4 separate regions of the Mus musculus genome follow, and regions 1, 3 and 4 are each linked to region 2. A link is a loop called in an ENCODE intact Hi-C map of the cell type or tissue named here. Cell type or tissue: left cerebral cortex. All regions are shown on one strand. Region 1 has its middle 25 kb from the start of Spred2. Region 2 has its middle 89 kb from the start of Spred2. Region 3 holds the start of Gm32080 (a long non-coding RNA gene). Region 4 overlaps Spred2 (sprouty-related EVH1 domain containing 2).

Region 1 (4,000 bases), 64 kb after region 2:
GAATGGTCTTGAATGCCCCGTTCTTATGCCCAGTTCCTAAGTGTCAGGCTGTGGGCCTGTTTCACCATTCTTAGTTTACAAATTGCTGGGAATTCAACCCAAGGCTTTGTGTACATCAGGCAAGCATTCTCCCGACTCAGCTATGCCCCTAGCCCAACTTCATACCTCTTTACACGCCTCTATTTTGGTTGTGCATAGTCATCTGTGGGTTTGTTTTGTTGATATTCCTGAGACAGTGTCCCTTGTAACTCAGGCTGGCTTCCATGTGCTCTGTAGACCAGGTTGGCCTTCCCGGTCATCCTGCTGTAACCTGCCCTGCAGGATCTCAATCTGGGAGAAGAAAAAGATGAATCCTAGTAAACGTGGTTGGGGGAGGGGGGTCTACACAGCTCTGATAACTTGTCAGACCGTCTTGCAGGGGATATTGCACCTGAGACAGTGAAGGGTCAATTGTGGGCATAGCTATACCTTATCAGAGCCGCTTAGGTCTGCAGACCTCTTGCACTCTATTTAAACTGAAATCACATGTCTGGATCCCAAAGATAGACTTTGGCAGGGAATAGGACCTGCCCTCCTGTTCCTATTTCCAATGTGATGGCACCCTTTCTCTGCTTCTTCTTATTATTTATCTCAGCCTGTTGAGGCCCAGTGGTCAAACCTATCGTGCTAGGACTTTAAGGGTTCAGGCTCTGATCCTAACCACTGGGTGACACTGCCTCCTACTCCCAAGTACTGGAGTACCAATACCATCATGGCTGCCTTAGGTATTCCTTTCATATTCATCTGTAAAATGGGCATTTTTTAAAAGATTTTTTATTTATTATTATATGTAAGTACACTGTAGTTGTCTTTAGACACACCAGAAGAGAGTGTCATATCTCACTATGGATGATTGTGAGCCACCATGTGGTTGCTGGGATTTGAACTCAGGACCTTCAGAAGAGCAGTCAGTGCTCTTACCCACTGAGCCATCTCTCCAGCCCAAAATGGGCATTTTTATTTATGAGAGAGTTTATGTCTATGAAAAGCAAATAAAGTAATATAAGATAGCACAAGTCAGGCTCTAATTCATGCCCAGTGAATGATAAGTCCATGCAGGAAATGCTTCTTCCTCAATGTCAGACTTCCCAAGTCTGGATGACCTGCTGTCAGGTGTGCAGGAAGTCACCCAAGGGTCTCATTTACATAGCACTGTTGTGATGGTTTGTATATGCTCTGCCCAGGGAGTGGCACTATTAGAAGGTGTGGCCCTGTTGAAGTAGGTATGTCACTGTGGGTATGGGCTTTGAGACCCTCATCCTAGCTGCCTGAAAACCAGTATTCTGCTAGCAGACTTCAGATAAAGATATAGAACTCTCAGCTCCTCCTGCACCATACCTGCCTGCATGCTGCCATGCTCTCGCCTTGATGATAATGGACTGAACCTCTGAACCTGTAAGCCAGCCCCAATTAAATGTTGTCCTTATAATAGTTGCCTTGATCATGGTGTCTGTTCTCAGCAGTAAAACCCTAACTAAGACAACTGTGAATGACTCAAATAGATTTTCCTATCAGCTGCTCAATGTAGATAGCATAGGTGGCTATGTGTGAGCAAACACAGAGTGAAAAAGAGAGCAGAGAGAGAGGTAGAGACACAGAGAGATCCTCGGGGCTGTGTCTAAATACCAGGAACTTACATGTTGTGAGTCTCGTTCTGAGCCTCAGAGCAAGGGTGCCTGAGTTCAGACCCTGCTTTCACCCCTACTTAACACAGAGAGAAAGTAATTTAACCTCTTTGTTTGTTTCCTTTGGTTTGATGTTCTGAAGCAGGGTCTTACTATGTAGTACTGGCTGCTTGAGACTATGTAGACCAGGATGGCTCTGAAATACCAGCAGTCATCCTGCCTCTGCTTAAACTCAACAAAGCAATCATGCAATCATTCAGGTTCTCTCTCTCTCTCTCTCTCTCTCTCTCTCTCTCTCGTGTGTTTCTCTCTGTTTCTGTTTCTGTCTGTGCATGTCTCTCTCCTTGTGCTATGACTTGAACTCAAAGTCTCCTGTGAGATAGGCACATGCTCTACCACTGAACTATATCCTAAGCCAGTAATTAACCTTTCAGTGCCTAGTTTCTCCCGTCCCTAACGGTTTTGCTATTAATAGTCTTATGTCTCATGGTGAGTGAATTACTGTGATACATGTGATGCACTTAGAACAGGGCCTGGCACATAGTAAGTGCTCAATAAACATTAGTTATGATCACGGATGATGGCATTTTGAGCATAAGGTAGAATTCTTGGGTGGCTTGCTTCCTTCCCCAAGCCTGAGCCAAATGCCCCCTCACCAGATGGCTGCCTGCTTATGGGGAGGGAAAACCATCTGCTTTGCTTCGAGTGTCAGGAGCACAACTCTACACTGAATGAGAAGACTTCAGTGTAGAGAAACTCAGGGAAAGTAGATGTGAGAAGTGCATTTTCACGAGCAGTGTTGCACCAGAGGAAAAGGAAGGGGAGTCTAGGACCTTCTTAAGCCGAGAGTCCTCAAGACTGGCAGCAAGCCATGCTCCAAAGCTCTCCCATCCCCGGGCCCACCCTGTATAGAGGGATATTCCAGGCAGCTTTACCTGTGTGTGTGTGTGTGTGTGTGTGTGTGTGTGTGTGTGTGTGTGTGTGTCTGTCTGTCTGTCTGTCTGTCTTAATCTGCCATCAACTCTCATCACCAATCCATAGACAATCTGCCCAGTGGCTGAGGAGGACCAAGTGGGGTGACAAGGGGGTAAAGGGAAACTTGTTCTGAGGTTTGTGGAGTTTGTTTGTTTGCTTTGTTTGAGATGTGGTTTCACTCAACAGCCCAGGCTGGTCTAGAACTGCTCCCAACCAAACCTAACCTCTCTTGTGTTTTTAACTGCAGTTTATGTCGTTACTCAATAACATGGGCAGCCGCTATTCATTTTATTCACTTTATACATGGACCAATAAACGTCCTCAACTCACTTACTAAATCTCCTTTCTTCATTCATTATTCCATCCTCGCCTACGTGTTTACCTGATTCACGTCACATTGCTATCTGATATCCTTCAGTGTGTGTGTGTGTGTGTGTGTGTGTGTGTGTGTGTGTGTAGCTATGTGGGGAGAGAAAAATAGGAAGTTTGTTGTGTGAGTCTGTGTCTTGCAGGGGGTTGGGGCAGTGGAGAAGGAGAGAAAGAGCAAATAAGGGAGGGAGGGAAGGAGAGGAGAGGTATTAGGAGCCAGAGAAGGATGGTGGGTACCCTCCCTTTCAGGCTTACCTTCTAGAGACAAGTTTGTCACTGAACCTGGATAGGTTGCTGGCCTGCCGCAATGCTCCTCCTGTCTCTCTCCCCCATGGAACTGGATGACAGTCACTTATAGCCATGCCCTGCTTTTCCCACGGGTGTTAGGATCCAAACTCTGCACAGCAGGCGCTCTTTCCCACTGAGCTCTCTCTCCAGCCCATCTGCCTTAGTTTTTGAGGCAGAGTCTCTTGCTGAATCTGGGGCTCACTGATTTGGGTGGGCTGGCTGGCCAGTAAGCGTCAGGGATCTGCCTGCCTCTGATCCAATAGTGCTAGGATGGCAACACATGCTGCCTGGCCCAGCTTTTATTGTGGGCATTAGAGATTTGAACTCAGGTCTTCATGCGTGCAGAGCAAGCTCTTTACCCAGAGTCATTGCCAAAACCTCCACATCCCCTTTCTCAGTTAGCTTTATTGCTCAGAAACCACTATTCTATAGGAGTCCTTTCTCCTCTTTTAGTTTCCCACGGACAGCCCCGTATGCGGAATTTAGAGGGAAATACATAGGCAAGTACGGAATTGCTTTTTAGGATGAAACAAATTTGATGGCCAGCAGTGAACGGTGTGTGATAAAGGAAAAAGTTGAAGATAGAAAAAAGAAATGAAGTGGGGTGGGGGTGGGAAAGTGGCACATGCCACTTGAGAAAGCAAGACAGGAGGACTGTGTTCAAGGCCAGTCTGGGGCTACATAGTGAGTTTGAGGACAGCCTT
Region 2 (4,000 bases):
TCAGGAGGCCTAGGTGGGTAGATCTATGAGTTCAAGCCAGCCTGGTCTACAGAGTGAATTCCAGAATAGCCAGGGCTACACAGAGAAACCCTGTCTTGAAAAACAACAACAAACCAAATCCCTCTCAAGTGTACTCAACCACTTGGGCTTTGGTTAATTCCAGATGAAATCAAGATGACTTCCAAGAACAGCCATCGCAGTTAGAAGGATTGCTCTGTGAGACCTGGGAGTCTCTCTTCTCCAAAGTACCTTGGTCAAAGAGCCCTCAGCTCCCCCACAGAACCTCTGAGCAGGGAGGGACTCCTGGGACTGGAGGTAGGGGATTGCTCTGCAGAAATCTTCAAGTCAGTCATAAACAGTCTTTGAAGAGAAGGGACACAGCCCTGGGCTCTCTCAGTCTGAGTTTGGCATCCTTCCTGAATCAGGACCAGACTCTCCTCAAGTGGGAGGTTCACGGGAGAGAAACCAGCACACCTTTGGAACAGCATTCAGACCACAGATCTTGCCAGCACAGGACATGGCATGGGACCCCAGAGGAAAGTGTCCCCAGTGGATGCTGGCATTTGTTGAGGACAAAGGTTACCATCAAATACTGCCTTGGGAGACTCCCACCCAGTGCATAGAGACCAAGTTCCCTAGACAGAATGGCTGTCTTCAGACACATTCCCTGACTGGCCTCAGCTGTACCTGGACATCAAGACACTGTGCCTGGCACACACAATGCTCTCAACAGGGCTGGGGGAAGTCACTCAGGTGATGTCAAAGGCAGGCCACAGAAGGGAGAGGACACGGGTGGGTGCATGACTGCTATGCTTTGTAGCCCGGATGACCAAAGTGGCCCTGTCAGTGTTAGGGCTTGATGGTTCTTCTCTGATGGCTGCATTATGGGATCTGTAACTAGCATCCCAGATTCGACCCATTAAATAACAGTGAAGCCCCGTGAGCTATGGCAAATGTGTCTGCATCCATTAACAAGTCTGTATGGAGGAGAAATGGTGGCAATGTCGCCCCAGCTGGCAGTAGCTGGATTGTGGTGTTAACAGTGTCCAGTAGCCTCGGTAGCCCCGGCCTCCTCCCATGGCCTCAGACCCTGCACTCTGTGATTCCCCTGATCTCTTTCTCAAAAGGTTTCACTACTAAAACCTGTGGGCCTGCTTCCCTGTTCTTTCAAAATATGAGTGAATTCAAATTCAATTATTAATGACAAAAGATCCCATCTATTTACCTCCACACTCCCTCAATTGTTACTGGAGCTCTTAGAAGCAATCCTTTAGCAGGAATGCTGTGTCACAAAGACTCAAGACAGCACCGTCAGGGAGGAGGACAGTGACATTTTACGTGATCCGTGCTACAACAAGCAGCTGAGCACTTGGGCCTCAGCTCAGCGAGCTGGTGGTTCCCTCATGCCGGAGGCACAGAGGCCTGCACGGGTGCCCAGGCCGCCCTTGGAGGATGACTCAAAAACCATAAATGAGAATGTTGAAGGCTTGGGCCAGGAAGTTGCATAGCTGTAATCCCAGAAAGCTAAGGCAGGAGGATTATATAACCTAGGCTACATGGTGAACCAACCTCCACACCCCCGTGTGTGTGTGTGTGTGTGTGTGTGTGTGTGTGTGTGTGTGTGTGTGTTTGTGTGTGTGTGTGCGTGCATGTGTGTGTCCCTCTGTTCCCCTCAAAAAAGAAGGAAGGAAAAGAAAGATAAATAAGGAAAGGGGGAAGATTTTGAAGATTTTAAGCACTACCAAACCCAAGTCTCACCCTGAAACCGGTGTGTAGTCCCCACCTCCCGCTTTTCTCAGAGACCCCTGGCTGGCACCACAAAGGGGGTGAGGAACAAGGGGCCAGAGCCCAGGTCAAGAGCACACTCAGGAGATCTCTGCTGGCTTCCTGGCCTCCACAAGCTGGAGCAGCCTGTGACCTGGAGGCATTCCTCAGAAACAGTCACCAGCAGTGAGTCAGCTCAGCCGAGAGGCTCTAATGCAATTGCTTATTCACAACTACAGTTTTAGCACAATGGAGCACAGCTAAGAGCTCTGAGAAGCCCACCCACCTATGACATGCCAGTGAGCTGCTCAGCCCCCTCTGGTGGATGTCCTGTTAGTCACAGACAGCATCTGGCCCAGCTCCCCTATCTCCCCCCCTTTTGTATCTCCAGACATTTTACTAAACAGACACTGAGTCAGAATAAGTCGGTTTAGCAATTAAAATCTGTGTGGGGGCTGCCTCAGGGAGCATGTGGCGGGTCTGGAAATAAATATCCCTCCAGTATGGATCGTGCACACAGTGCAGAAGCCTAAATGTAATATGCATGAAGCTGCTCAGGGGCTGAGCCCACGATATGACTCCTCCTTTAGCAGGGATAGGAGGAGCTGCCATCCGCTTGCAAGGATGAATCGTGTGGTATAGGATGAACTGTCCTTAGGCAGAAAGAGCACTGTGATTCTGTCAAAGGAAACATGGACTTGACTCTGAAAGAAGAAAGTCCCACGAGGAACCTTGTTCAGGCAAGTTCAGCCTCAGACAACATCCATTACACTAAACCCAGGATGCTCAAAGAAACAGCCAGGTAGCCTGCACACACATTTCCAGCCCGTACTCTGGGTCTGGATCTATTTGGATACTTCTGGTAGGGGCCACAGAGACCACCTACAGCTCCAGATGGGAGAAAAAGCTGCCAATAACGGTGCCTCTGGTTGCAAGCCTGTTATCTGGCCAGCCACAGGGCCCTTCAGACTGGGTCACTTTTATCCTTTGCAGGTGAGAGCAGAGACACCTGGGAAACTGGAGGACTGCCTTTGCTTGCCAGTGTTCCCACTTAATGTCCACAAGGACCACCCACTCTGCTACAAAGTTCCTGGATTACAGGCTGTACCCTGGGCAGCTGGTGCAAACATCTGGCACCTGGGATATAGGCAGATTGTCAGATGTGCACACTCTTTCAGTCACCTGCCATCCCCACCCCCACCCCCACCCCATCTCCTTGAATCTCTTCCCCAGCCACCTCCTCTTAGCAGCAGCATAGACCTGCAATGTCAAAGGCAGCAAGCCCAGGCAAGACAGTGCCCTCCACACACCGCCTTTTCTGCACACTCTTGTAAGCCAAAGAGGGGCAACACATGGCCAAACGTCCCTGTTGCAAGATTCTGCTACACCAGTGGTTCATTCTTACGTCACAGACTCTTCTGAGAAGATAGTGAAAGCCAAAGATTCTTTGCCCAGGAAGAGAAAAAAAAAAAAAAGCATTTTCTCTTGGTACTGAAGAGGTGGCTCAGCGGTTAAGAGCACTGACTTCTTTTCCAAAGGTCCCGAGTACAAGTCCCAGCAACTACATGGCAGCTCACAACCATCTGTGATGAGGTCTGACAGCCTTGTCCGGTGTGTCTGAAGACAGCTACAGTGTACTTAGATATAACAAATAAATAAATCTTAAAAAAAAAAAAAAGCGCTTGCTGCTCTTCCAGAGGACCCAAATTCACAACTGTCTTTGACATACACACACACCTATATAAATAAATAAAGCTTTTAAAGATTGCAACCACCCATGGGCCTCTAGAAACCTCTCCTGTTGCCCTGCATGAACAAACAATGGCCAAGTCCTTTCCCTAGTTCTTGAAGCTTAAAGATGACACTTTCTACCAAACTAACCACTGCTCACCTTTCTGCCCTCTGATGGCCTCAGCTTTAGCACATACAGACAAGCACACACATGTACACACACGTGTTCACACACATGCTCACATACACACACATGAGCATGCACAAACATGCACACAAGGCATGGGCAAACTGGTACACAGGTCACAGACATGCACTCACATTCACACTCACACTTGCATACAGACACATGCACATGGAGTCACAAGCACGTACATTCCACATAGCATGAGGATATGTGCACACTCCCACATATATGCACACAGGTACATGAGGACTTTTGCCTGCCTGTCGCTTCTGTCTCCGAGCAGCAGAAAAGAGCGATGACACAGCGTTCTTCTCAAAG
Region 3 (4,000 bases), 200 kb after region 2:
AATTCCCAGGTCTGCTGTGGCCTGTGCTTCCTGCTTTGGGGAGCTGTTGTTGGAATATGTGCCTGCTGATAATTTATGGTACTTAAGCGCAGCTTGTGTCTTGGAGGTTTTTGTGACTTATTTTATAAGATAGTTAGGAAAGAAAAGAGAAGAAAAGAAGAGAAGAGAAAAAGAAAAGGAAAGAAACATATTTTACAGATAAATCTGCCCAGCAACCCCTAAATGTTATTTTGGTCCCCAAAGCTATTAACAGTTTCCAACAATCCTGCATTCACTCCATGCTTGATGCACCCCTCCCCTGGGTCCACCAGCCTCAGCACATAGCAAACAGGCTCGATGTTCATCCCCCGGCCTCTTACAGTTGGTATGGTCATTTGACCAACTGTGGCCAGTAGCAAGACATTGTGGTATCAGGGTATGATTTATCCAGGCTCTTCCAAGTCACTCAAGATGAAAGCAGACTGGCTCACTTGGTATTGCAGGGTGACAGACAGCTGCTGATATGCGAGGACTATGACTCCCTAAAGGAGTGTAGTTACAACTGCTACAAGCCAGGCTTGGTGACACACACCTTTAATCCCAGTACTTGGGAGGCAGAGACAGGCAGATCTCTGAGTTTAAGGCCAGCCTGGGCTACAAAGTGAGTTCCAGGACAGGCAGGGCTGCACAGAGAAACCTTGTTGGGGTGCAGAATGGGGTAGGGAGGCACTTGTCTACTTGTTGGCTTATACCCTCTCTCTGAGCCCGGGAGCAGCTCAAGACCTCCTGGAGCCATGGGACCTGCTAGAGAACATGCAAGCTACTGCTGAGCATGTGTGCACGCCCACCTGTCCAGGGAGGAACAGAGCACAATGGGGAAGATCCAGCTCTGCCAGGCTACTTAGTTGCACTGGGTTTCATCAGTGCCTCCTTTAGTGACCGTGCTGAGTCAGCAGGCATGACTGTGTCCTTTCTAGTTCCTGGATGATGTCATGATGTAATGGCACAGCTGGGTGAGGGACCCTGCTACCTATGTCCTTGCTTCTACTCAGACCTGTCCCTAGGGCGCTGGGTAGCACTACCTCCTTTACTGCCAAGTGTGGGAGTGTATTATAGTATGTTGCTCAACTACTTGATTGATTAATTAATTAATTAATTAACTATGTACATTAGTGTTCTGCCTCCATGCATGCCTGTGTACGGTTGTCAGATCCCTTGGAAATGGAGTTGCAGACAGTTGTGTGTTGCTGCGTATTGAACCCAGGTCCTCTGGAAGAGCAGCCATTTCTCTTAACTGCTGAGCCATCTCTCCAGCCCTCCTCAACGATTTTGTAATGCCATCTTGTTTTTGTTATCAAAAGGCAGCATTCAGCCTGGTGTGCTGCTGCATGCTGTAGTCCCTAGAGGCCGGAGAATCAGGAGTTCAAGGTTATTCGCAACTTTGAGGCCAGCCTGGACCACATAAGAAACTGTCTCAAAACAAAAAGACGATGTGGCTCCCAGATCTGTGTAGGGGCATTTCCCTGAAGATGCTCCATACAACACTGTTACTAGCAGCAACAGAAAGTCCTAAAGGCACCTAAGATGTGATGGGCTGAGGCACTTGTGATGGTTCACACTTAAAATCCCAGCACTCCAGAAATTGAGCACTCCGGCAATCCATTCGTAGCACCCACTGAGCAATTTTTGATTGAGCCCAAAACTCACTGCACACTTGACCCCCTGCCCAGATATCTGATGACATCATTAGGCACACTCCCTCAACAGTCAGGAGCAGCATTAATATTTCATCACCTGGCCACATCTCAGGGAAGGCAGGCACTCTTTACAGCCTCTTCCTGTATCCCGCTCAGCCTTCTATTAACAGTCCCCAAAGCCTCCTTAAAACCTGTGCTGCTCCACGTGATTTCCCAAAACTGCTCCGTGTGGGGGTGGCGGTGGGGGTGGATGGGGTGAGCTTCATTATCTCCGGGAGCTTCCATGGAGGATGCTAAGGAAGAGGCTCCTCCTACCCATGGGAAGAACAGACTCTGAAAGCATTATGAGTCTGGCAGGGATTCAGCCACTCCCGCTCTTCCCCGCTAAGCACTTCCTTCCACACAGCAAAGCTGCCAGCCAACCGACTCTGGACCCTCTGCAGGATGCCACACACCCAGAGGGCAAAGCTTTAGTGCAGCGGTCACTGTGGCATTCCTGGGGGTGGCCTAGGTTCTCCTGCAGGGCTGAGTGGAAGAGGATCTAGCCTGGTTCTTATTACCTAGTTTCAAGTTTATTTCTTCAAAAAAAAAAAATTTTTTTTAATATATGGTATACATAGAGCATTACGTGTGAGCCTGGTGCTCTAGGGCAGAAGGAGAGGGCAGCAGAGCCTACAGAACTGGCGTTGCACATGGTCGAGCCACCACGTGGGTGCTGGGAATTGAACCCAGGTCATAGGTAAGAGCAGCAAGGGTTCTGAACCACGGAACCATCTCTCTACCCCCTTCTTTTTATTCCCACAGCCACACACACTGGCTCCCTTGGTCTTCAGACACGTTCCTGCCTCAGAACCTTCACATTTACTGTTCCCTCATCTGAAGTACACTGCCCTCGGTGTCTGTGTGGCTTCCTCCCTCACTTTCTCCAGGTTACTTTTGATCAGTTTTTGTCGTGTGTGTGTGTGTGTGTGTGTGTGTGTGTGTGTGTGTGTGTATGTGTGTGTGTGTGTGTGTGTGTTGGCCTGGAACTCATGGAAATCCGCTTGCCTCTGCCCCCTGAGGCCTGAAATGAAGGTCCAGTGCTATCATGTCTGGCAACTACTGTCCCCTCCCTCCAAGTATTGTGAGGTCACCTGTAATCCCGGAACTGAGGAAGCAGAGGCAGAAGGATTGCTGCAAGTTTCCATTATGAGGCCAGCCAGAGATCCCAGTAAGAAAGAAAGAAAAACAAACCAGGGCTAAGAGCTTGCCTCGCATGTGTGGGGCCCTGGGCTGAATTCCATCCTCCCTCCCCCTCACGCCTTATACTGGGTCAACCATACTCACTCCCCTGAAATCTTTAGTTACATGTTTCAGCTATTCTCCGGATTTTTTCTTTCTCTTCTTTGTCCAGTGTCCCGGAAGAGCACCTGGCATATAACAGAACACCAGAGAGACTTGAGTCAGTGGACTTATTTGGGAAATCCAAATTTCAGGCCTCTTTGTCTCCTGGGTGTGATGGCCACACTTCTCAGAAACAGAAACAGAATGCTGGGGCTGGAGGGGACCTTGGGACCGTTGCCTTCTGCCGCCCAGAGCCCACGAGCCTCTCCACTCATGGAAGGATGCTGCCTTGGTGAGGGGCATGGGAACCCGAGGTCCTGTGGTGTCTTCTCCAGCAGCACAGAGGCGTGAGTCGTACGTGAAACATGCCCGCCTCCCCCTTTTAGAACATATCTGTGTGCGCATGCGCATGCACGGCAGTGCTCTTGAGCAGCATTTTCCACGCTGCTTTGTTGTTTGTTTGTCTTAAGATTTTCAAGATTTATATATTTATTTTATTTATATGAGTACACTATTGTTCTCTTTAGAATCCCATTCTTTCTTCATATCCCATCATAGAATCTTTCTTTATGAATCTTTCTTCATATCCCATTACAGATGGTTGTGAGCCACCTGTGGTTGCTGGGATTTGAACTCAGGACCTCTAGAAGAGCAGCCAGTTCTCTTAACTGATGAGCCATCTCTCCAGCCCTCAGTAGTTCTCTAGCCTTGGCCTCCGGAGAACTGAGCTTACAAACTGCTTTTGTCCTTGTGACCCAGGAGGAAGGAAGAAAGAAAGGAGGGAGGGAGGGAGAGAGGGAGGAAAAGAGGGAGAGAAGGGAGGAAGACAGGGAAGAAGGGAGGGAGAGGCCAGGTAGTGGTGGCACATGCCTTTAATCCCAGCACTTGGGAGGCAGAGACAGGCAGATTTCTGAGTTCGAGGCCAGCCTGGTCTACAGAGTGAGTTCCAGGACAGCCAGCGCTACACAAAGAAACCCTGTCTCGGAAAGAAAGAGAGAGAG
Region 4 (4,000 bases), 150 kb after region 2:
TTCTTCAGGTGTATGAATTTTAAACTCCTGGTAAACAGATTTATTTCATTTATTGGTTTCAGCACATTTAGAAAACTTGGAAGGAGTTTGCTCAGTATGTTCTGTTTGTAGATTATAGTGTGCTTTTTTTTTCTTTTCTTTCTTTAAAAAAAAAAAAAAAAAAGAATGGCCAGCTTGTTTTTCAAGACAAACCACCTTTAAATTTCATTAATTTTACATTCTATAAATGAAAGCCACCTGTTATGCCGTAACTTGCTAATTTTGGTCAAGGATGATAATGAGGAAGAATAGTGTTTGGAGTATGTTGGGGTCTGGCTAAGAATTCCCTGCCCACATCTGTAGCGTTTATTTTTGTGTGCATATGTGCATATATGTATATATAGTACACATTCAATAACAGCACTTGCTGATATTAAAAATATTTCAGATCCAAAATGAGAGCCTTTTTCCTTCTCATTAAGATTGTGTTTCAAGGTCAGGAAAGCTTTGAGCATGTTGACTTGACTAGAATACATAGTTTTGGATATATGTATGTATATGAGCTCCCCCAGAGTTTTGGTTAAAAACACTCAGTTTGTGGTTCACTTTGTCAAAACTTCATCAAGCATAATGGCTCATGCCTGTAATTTCAGCACTCAGGAAGCCGAAGTAGGATTATTGTAAATTCTAGGCCAGCCTGGACTACAGTATAAGATCTTGTCTCTTAGAAAACATAAAAACAGGGCTGGAGAGATGGCCCAGTGGTTAAGAGCACTGGCTGCTCTTCCAGAGGCTCTGAGTTCAATTCCCAGCAACCACATAGTGGCTGACAACCATCTGCAGTGGGATCCAATGCACTCTTCTGGTGTGTCTGAAGACAGCTACAGTGTAATCATAATAAATAAATCTTAAAAAAAAAAAAAAAAGAGCCGGGCGTGGTGGTACACGCCTTTAATCCCGGCACTCAGGAGGCAGAGGCAGGCGGATTTCTGAGTTCGAGGCCAGCCTGGTCTACAAAGTGAGTTCCAGGACAGCCAGGGCTATACAGAGAAACCCTGTCTCGAAAAACCAAAACAAACAAACAAACAAACAAACAAAACAAAACCAGAAAAGACAGAGTTAGGCAGATCTCTGTGAATTCATGGTCAGCCTGGTCTACCTAGCAAGTTCCAGGCCACCAAGGCTAAATCTCTTGATTGGTTGGTATTTTCTATGAAAATATCCTGTTTTCCCGATCTTTGTCTCCTTAGGACTAGCCCAGGTGAGGACCAGTTCTTCCAGATCTCGGAGCTTTGTACATGAGCTGTGGCTGCTGCTCCCAGGGTGACCGTTGATGATGAACACCGTGAACCGTCAGCCCAGGGTGACCATAGATAGTCTTTAGAGTTCTTTCTCTTCTACCACTGCTACTAAAGGTCTTATTCTTCAGCTTAGAAGTAGTCAGTGGATATTGATTGAACTTGAGGCCTTTGATGTGCGAGGCATGGGCTAGGCACTCACATGTGTATGCACTTGGACCCAGGCCCAGCCCTCTTTTAACTTTGGTTGCTGAAAGAATGCTCTACTCCAAAATCCAGCTGATGGTGGTTTTGATAACCACGCTTTCTGAACCCAGCCAAGTGACGTAACCGTAGACAAAAGACGTGCTTTTCCGCTCTGTGTCTTGGGAGGTGTCAGTCATGGAGTTCATTCATCCTAAGAGACCATAGTGTCCATGGTATCTTAGTGGAACAGACAGCTTCCCAGTTTTTAGCTGTTTGGAAGACTCCTCTTTTTAGGATCTATTACAGCTATATGAATTCAGTAACTATTTCATAAAAACAAGCTAATTTAAAATCACTATAGACCAGCTGCCAACATTTAAAAATACTCACGTGCTTTTGAGAGTCCTGTTTCTGGAGTCTGCAGCCTGCTCCTGCTGTTCACATGTATGAGAGTGTGTGCTGAGAACATGGCTGGCTCCCACCAGAGGCTTTACCCGTGCATTGCCTGTGTCACACTTGTCCAATGTCTGGAGCACACACGAATTTTTGTCATTATTTGGAAATTGTAGGTTTTCTGTTTAGCTCAGAGAAGCCAGAGACAAGCATAGAGTAAATTTCTTAAGCCACAAGCCTCCCTCTGAAGTATAAACGGATACGTGCCCTCTCTTATCTAGCTACTGTGGACTGTTCCTTTTGCTGGGCATTAGCTTGCTGGCAGTTCAGTGCGTTAACACCTAGAGTGCCTTGGCGTTGAAAGTGGGGCAGCCAGGGGAGCCATGCACATGAGTTGAGTTGTAAGTACCATTTCCTTGTGGCTCATGAGAACCATAGAGAAAGCCAATACTTCAGAAGGAGGCTGGCACCTCAGTTCTCTTTTGAAAGCTTTTGACTTGGATTGTAAGTGGACCCTTCCTCGCTATGCCTTCTGGGAGTGGTGCTGGGATTCGGCTGTTCTTGCTGTCTTCTGAGGTCATTATGGGAGAAATCTCAGTGAGATGCTGTATTTAGATTCCAATCAAGAGGTAAATCATGCAATTGTAAAGAATGGAAACACTCTCTCTGCCCCTCTCTGTGCTTCCTACCACCCCCCTGCTCTTGTCCTCCTCTCCCTCCTCCCCTTTTCTCTCCCTCCCTTTCTTCCCCTCTTCCTCTCCTCATTTATAAACACTTGCTTCCTCGGTTGCCTGCCTGCCATTGCTCTGGCCCCCTGGGCCCTGCTGCTTGACTGGGGCTCTTGAATTCCATCCGCTGAGCACAGCAGCATGTGTCACAGGCTGCTCAGGGAGGGTGAGGAGCAAAGTTAGTGTCTGTGGGTGGGCATGTGTTCTCATCACATCGCCGGAGAGCTGCAGTGTGCAGAATCTGGCAGGAACTTGTTCCAAAGGGGGGGGGAAATCAAGCCAGTCCCTTTTTTTCCTGCCTTGAGTAATATTAAAAACATGGCTAACTCCCATGGAGAAGAAATGGAAGTGTTAGAAAACTCTTGTAATTGTTTTTAGTAATCTTCAAAACTGAGATCAGAAGAAATAAAAAGGGTCTAATCATAAAAATATCCCGGTGTGTGTGTGTGTGTGTGTGTGTGTGTGTGTGTGTGTGTGTTGCATTGTATATAGACTGTTCAGTGTTCAGAGGCTCAGTATTTAAGAGCACCACCTGCTTTTGCTGATGACCCAGGTTTGGTTCCCAGCACCCACATGGAGACTCACAACCTTCAGTAACTCCAGTGCCAGGGAATTTGTGGACACACATGTGATATGCATGCGATTTACCCATAAAGATAAGTTAGCCTTCCTTTTTTTTCTTTTTAGAATGTTGTCTCAGAGTTTGGGGGTACACTGTTCTATTTAACTCGTCTGATGTTTTGAGATGATATTATAAGAAACGCCATTTTCTGTCAGTAAAGCCAGTACTTAAGAGGTTTGAGCTGTGTGTGACCTGCCTTGCACGCAGAAGAGCAGAGTAACGGGCCTTAAGCATTGGAAGCAGCGCCTGGAGAGGGTCCTGCGCATGCGCCGACTGTTACCTTTTGTCAGTGGTGATGCTCACTCCTTCAGGCTTTGGGAGTGTTCCTGCATGCAACCCAGACTTCCTGAACCCAGTTCAAGTGGCTCCCTTACTTCTCAAGGTACCCCCTTCTCATGTGGCAGAAACCAGGATACAGGGCCAGTGAGAGGGCTCAGCAAATCAAGACGCTTGTCATTAAGCCTGAGGATGGATTCGTGGGGGTTGCCCTTTGACCTCCACATCTGCACTGTGACATAACACCCCTCCCCCATGCACACAAATCAGTGGTTTTTTTCACCCCAATATTTTTTAGCAACTGCTTAGTGTATGCTAAAGTGACACTGATTCTGTGCATTCTAGATCTCTAGAACATTTCACCTTGCAAAACCGAAACTCCAGGCACGGTGGTTGACTCTCTTCCCCGGCCCAGGACAGCCACCATACTACTCTGTTTCCATGGCTTTTAGATAATAATATAAATAGAATGGATGGTGCAATGACTTCTCCTCCTCCTCCTCCTTCTTTTTTAAGAC

The links. Peaks named below come from ENCODE experiments on the same cell type or tissue, not always from the same donor. Only the 100,000 strongest peaks of a DNase experiment are listed, where the experiment ranks them.
Region 1: it touches region 2 in a loop (11-fold over the local background); 7 of 42 quality-filtered maps call a loop at or near these places.
Region 3: it touches region 2 in a loop (7-fold over the local background); 33 of 42 quality-filtered maps call a loop at or near these places.
Region 4: a loop joins it to region 2, with 5 times the contacts of the local background. A loop is called at or near these places in 3 of 42 quality-filtered maps.

Annotation. Positions count from the first base shown.
Region 1 is chr11:19,897,519-19,901,518 of GRCm38, forward strand. No RefSeq gene overlaps it. Among named protein-coding and RNA genes, the nearest start is that of Spred2, 25 kb to the right of the region's middle. In left cerebral cortex, no CTCF peak of the experiment used is centred here; DNase peaks (open chromatin) are centred at 2,317 and 3,438; H3K27ac peaks cover 809 bases.
Region 2 is chr11:19,833,354-19,837,353 of GRCm38, forward strand. No RefSeq gene overlaps it. Among named protein-coding and RNA genes, the nearest start is that of Spred2, 89 kb to the right of the region's middle. In left cerebral cortex, a CTCF peak has its summit at 2,098 (motif pointing left); DNase peaks (open chromatin) are centred at 1,465, 2,191 and 3,046; H3K27ac peaks cover 2,141 bases.
Region 3 is chr11:20,036,995-20,040,994 of GRCm38, forward strand. Gm32080 (a long non-coding RNA gene) reads left to right here and starts at 2,682. Exons shown (of 2, transcript XR_381074.4): 1 at 2,682-2,886; 2 at 3,070-3,483. In left cerebral cortex, a CTCF peak has its summit at 2,067; DNase peaks (open chromatin) are centred at 973, 1,953 and 2,885; H3K4me3 peaks cover 284 bases; H3K27ac peaks cover 2,555 bases.
Region 4 is chr11:19,980,760-19,984,759 of GRCm38, forward strand. All of the region lies in intron 1 of Spred2 (sprouty-related EVH1 domain containing 2), which reads left to right. Among named protein-coding and RNA genes, the nearest start is that of Gm39603, 54 kb to the right of the region's middle. In left cerebral cortex, no CTCF peak of the experiment used is centred here; DNase peaks (open chromatin) are centred at 1,610, 1,866, 2,212 and 2,767; H3K4me3 peaks cover 377 bases; H3K27ac peaks cover 1,010 bases.